2 separate regions of the Homo sapiens genome follow, and region 2 is linked to region 1. A link is a loop called in an ENCODE intact Hi-C map of the cell type or tissue named here. Cell type or tissue: mammary epithelial cell. All regions are shown on one strand.

Evidence for each region. Peaks named below come from ENCODE experiments on the same cell type or tissue, not always from the same donor. Only the 100,000 strongest peaks of a DNase experiment are listed, where the experiment ranks them.
Region 2: it touches region 1 in a loop (2.8-fold over the local background); 7 of 110 quality-filtered maps call a loop at or near these places.

What each region holds. Positions count from the first base shown.
Region 1 is chr1:15,686,134-15,688,633 of GRCh38, reverse strand. All of the region lies in intron 1 of PLEKHM2 (pleckstrin homology and RUN domain containing M2), which reads right to left. Among named protein-coding and RNA genes, the nearest start is that of PLEKHM2, 3.1 kb to the right of the region's middle. In mammary epithelial cell, no CTCF peak of the experiment used is centred here; no DNase peak of the experiment used is centred here; H3K4me3 peaks cover 154 bases.
Region 2 is chr1:15,755,109-15,757,608 of GRCh38, reverse strand. It overlaps a transcript of FBLIM1 not described here. Among named protein-coding and RNA genes, the nearest start is that of FBLIM1, 2.4 kb to the left of the region's middle. RefSeq lists an enhancer at 682-1,461. In mammary epithelial cell, no CTCF peak of the experiment used is centred here; a DNase peak (open chromatin) is centred at 1,038; H3K4me3 peaks cover 152 bases.

The DNA.
Region 1 (2,500 bases):
CTGTCACCCACGCTGGAGTGCAATGGCGCGATCTCAGTTCACTGCAACCTCCACCTCCCAGGTCAAGTGCTTCCCTGCCTCAGCCTCCCAAGTAGCTGGGACTACAGGCACGCGCCACCACACCCAGCTAATTTCTGTATTTTTGGTAGAGATGGGGTTTCACCATGTTGGCAAGGCTGGTCTTGAACTTCTGGCCTCAAGTTATCCATCCACCTTGGCCTCCCAAAGTGCTGGGATTACAGGCGTGAGCCACCATGCCTGGCCTATTGTTATCATTTTCATTTAATCATGTTAATTATTAAACTCTCCAGTTCTCTCTCACCCTCAGGAATTCTGTGTCCATATCAGAACACAGGTTGCCTTGGATTCAGATGGATTAACAGCTGTTTCACCTGTCTGGTGTTATAATGGGTATTCACCATCACAAAATCTAAGTGTGAAAATAGTTGAACTCAACAATACTCCTTGGGGATAGTGGTTGCTTTGAGGGTGTAGTTTCTGGGAGGGGAACGAGGGGCCCTCTGGGATAATGGTCATGTTCTGTTTCTTGGTCAGGGTGCTGGATATGCAGGTGTTTTCACTTTGTGAGAACTCATTAAGCTGTCCGCTCAGGACCTGTACACTTTCCTGTAGGCATGCTTCATTTTCATAAAAAGTTCTAAAGTACTCTTTGCAAATATAGAAATACACAATGGATCTTTCCTTGCAGAAATATGCATCTCATTTTCTTCACGTAAAATCCTTATAAAATGACCAGTAAGACCATTTACTGGTGGTAGGATGCAAGAAAAAAGGCAAAGCAACTCTCAAGGTGCTATATAACACATTTAGGTGAGACTGGCATTCAAGGACAAATCTGACCCCAAGACTGCTGTCCTCAATGTCTACTGCTGTAGCCAAACTAACAGGTTCCTAGTAAAGCAGACACTCTGATTCAGAAAACCAAATGTAATTTATGATGCAAGAATCACATCGCAGTTGTCTCAAACAAACACACAAAGGAAGTGGCTACCAAGAACAAATGGTGTTGTAGAACGACCTTTAGGTGGTGAGGCAGTTGAGCCATCTTCAAACCTTGTAAAATTGAGGAATGGGCTCTTGCACAAAGAAAAAAGCTACCAGTTAAGACTGGGCCAGGATCCATGCTAAACACTCTACATGTTTATTAAAACTTCACCATGCCTGTAATCCCAGCACTTTGGGAGGCCGAGGTGAGCGGATCATGAGGTCAGGAGATCGAGACCATCCTGGCTAACACGGTGAAACCCCGTCTCTACTAAAAATACAAAAAAATTAGCCGGGCATAGTGGCGGGCGCCTGTAACCTGTAGTCCCAGCTACTCGGGAGGCTGAGGCAGGAGAATGGCGTGAACCTGAGAGACGGAGCTTGCAGCGAGCTGAGATCACGCCACTGCACTCCAGCCTGGGTGACAGAGCAAGACTCCATCTCAAAAAAAACAAAAAACAAAAAACAAACAAACAAAATCTTCATAACACAGCCTGACCAATATGGGCGAAATCCCATCTCTACAAAAAATACAAAAAGTAGTCGGGCACGGTGGCTCATGCCTGTAATCCCAGCACTTCGGGGGGCCAAGGCAGGCAGATCACTTGAGGTCAGGAGTTCAAGACCAGCCTGGCCAACATGGGGAAACCCCATCTCCACTAAAAATACAAAAATTAGACGCTGGGCGCCGTGGCTCACGCCTGTAATCCCAGCACTTTGGGAGGCCGAAGCGGGCAGATCACAAGGTGAGGAGATCGAGACCATCCCTGGTTAACATGGTGAAACCCCGTCTCTACTAAAAATACAAAAAAATTAGCCGGGCGTGGTGGCCGGCGCTTATAGTCCCAGCTACTTGGGAGGCTGAGGCAGGAGAATGGTGTGAACCCATGAGGCGGAGCTTGCACTGAGCGGAGATCAGGCCACTGCATTCTAACCTGGGCGACAGAGCGAGACTCCGTCTCAAAAAAAAAAAAAAAAAATTTAGCCGGGTGTGGTGGCGCACACCTGTAATCCCAGCTACTCGAGAGGCCGAGGCAGAAGAATCGCTTGAACCTGGGAGGTGGAGGTTGTAGTGAGCCGAGATCACACCACTGCCCTCCAGCCCAGGCAACAGAGCAAGACTCTGTCTCAAAAACAAACAACAACAACAACAACAACAAAAAAACACTCCACAACATCCCTAATTTTATCCCTGCTTTACAGATGAAGAAACTGGGCATGGAGAGGTTAATAAGCCTGACCAAGGTTACAGGGTTATTAATTTGGCAGGGCGGGGATTCAATCAGGCAGCTGGACTCCAGAATCCATGCTCCTAACAATGATGCTGCCCATGGCTTTGGTTGTGATACACCCAGGGATGGGTTTGCAGTTTCTAGTGTGACATTTTCTGGGGTGCATTCCAGCTCAATAAGTGTCCTTGTCCAAACACCTACAATTATATGCACCTCAACAAACACACCTAACTCATAAGTGACAGCCTGACTTACAAAGTGAA
Region 2 (2,500 bases), 69 kb before region 1:
TTTCTGAGGGAGGCTGGTTTATGAGGGTCAGAGGAGGCTGCCTCCGCCCTCACCCACTGATCATCGCCCCTCCCATCCCTCTTGTCGCCCCTTTTCCCATTTGATCCTCTCAGCCAAGCTGCAGTAACAGCAGCAGTCCCAGGAGCTGCCATTGATAGGGGCTTTCTAGGTGCTGGTACCCATCCTCATCCCCATCCTAATCCCACAAGAGCCATGAGCACCAGGGCTGATGATTCCTGTTCACGGTCAAGGACACTGAGGCCCCGAGAGGCTCAAGGCCACACTAGGGGCAAATGGCAGAGCCAAATTCAAACCAGAGCCGCTGTGTCCCTGGGCACACAGCTCTGCTAGTCTCAAGAACAGGTACCAGTGCCATCCTTTACAGAATCGGAAGCTGGGGCTTGGAGGTGCTGAGAGTTCTGTGCAGCAGGGCGAGGCTGGGACTCAAGGCTGTCTGAGTCCCTGCTCGGCTCATTCCTGGCTTGGCAGTGATATCCTGCCCCTGCCCCCCAAAACTCCAGCTTTGCAGCACCCTTTGGAGGAGACTTCCCCATACCCTCTGAACGACAGAGACGGGAAGGACTCAAAGGAGGAAGGTGCGATCTGGGGGTTTTCAGGCGCTTTTGGCTGTAGAACCCCTTTGCAAATGCTTAGTGACCCAGAAGTTTATTTAAGAGATAAAAGTGGAGCTGCCTGCCCTCACCTCCATGACAGCCCCTGAACCACCTGTTGCACCCCCAGGTGGGATAGTGAGGCAACGAAGAGTTGATTTGGGGCCTTGTTCAAGGTCACACTGACTTAGTCTAGGACCCAGGCTTCCCACATTTGCTCTGGGACAGTCCAAGGGGAATGAGGGGTTCAACTGCCTCTGCTTACCTGCCTCCAGCACCCCAGGCCACCTGTTCCACCGCCACCACTGCTCCCGGATGGAGGGATTCGTCCTGGCCCGCAGCAGCTCGGGTGTCGATGTCACCGATCGGCAGGTGCCAAACTTCCTGCAACGGAAACCCAGGAAGTGCGCTGGATGAGAACACACGCCCTTTGTCTGCCAGCTCAGAGGCTCTGCTGCCCTCCGCCCTCCCTGCCAGGCTCACAACGGCTTTCTTCTCCCTTAGATGGCTCCAGCAGGCAAGGGGCTCAATCTTCTATTAGGATGGTGGCAGCTGAGACCCTGAGTGGCAGGGAAGGGGTGGAAGAGAGGTTTGAGGGCAAGTCTGCTTGCCGGGGCGGGGGTGGCACCTCCACAGTGGAGAGCTTTGACTGAGCAGACACTGACCGGGCACCTACTGTGTGCAATGCATGAGTCAAGGAGCCGACGGGATCAAATCAGACATGATCAGTCCTTGTCCCCACAGTCCTTACAGGGAGATTGGGTAGAGCAAACCATAAAGCAAATTAACATAACAATAACCAATAGTAAAAGGTGCTATGAAGGAATGGACAAGGGGTCTGAGACAAAAGGGGGTGGGGTGGGTGTGGGGTGTGGGGTGTGGGGGGAAATCCTCTCTGAGGAGGTGAGGGTTAAGCTGAGATGGGGAGGAGCCAGTGTGAGAATAGGGACGAATATTCCCAGGGAAAGGGGGCAGAAGGGAAAACATGGGCTTTAAAGGTCAGAGGTCAGCTTGGCAGACAGCCTCAGAAGCCCCTTGGGCCTCCCAGCTCCTTCCTCCATCCTCCATCTTCCACCCTACCTGCTTGGAGTCAGGTCAGTCCAATGCTTATTTCCTGGGCGCTGCTGTGTGTGGGGCCCTGTGCTAGGCAGGGCGGGGAGAGGAGCAGCATAGAGAAAAGGGAGCTCCCCCATGGTGGCCGGGTCAGATGGGGACACAGATACAGCTGTGAGTAACATCAGTATCTGGGAGTGATTCCAGCTCTGCCACTTGCCAGCCTTGGGCAAATCACTTCTCTCTGGGCCTCAGTTTCCTCTTGCAACCGAGGGGTTGCCAACCCAGGTTTGTCCCTTGTGGCTTCATAGCAAGAATCTGGTGGGGTAAATGTGGGTAAAAATACCTGATGCTCAGTAGGTGTTCAGAGATGAGTTCCTTTGCTCTCCCTACCACATGAAGGATAGAAGTTTTAGTAAGAGGGACAAAGTTCTGAAGGGAAGGGAAGGACGTGACTTTGTCCTGCAAGAGAATCCAAGGAACATCCATGGCTCCTGATAGCCAGCACTACTTTCCCTGATTCTGATAACAGCACTCAGTTTCTGTTTGGGGAACCTCTCTTCCACTCTCAGTGCCTGGTGTATACATGACCCATGTCCAGCCAATCATAGTGGCTGTTAGTTCTAAGATCAGCTCTCTGGGCTTGTTGGCTGGCAGAATACAAGCTTGACACCACTTTTGCCCCCCACTTGGACCACCACAGAGGACAGCAGAGCAAAGAGATAGGAAAGAAAGATAACTGATTTCATCAGCTGCTGGATCCAGCCATACCTGCAATCCTACTACCAGACCTCCAGAGTCAATGCATTTTTTTCCCTTACTTTTTATTTTTTATT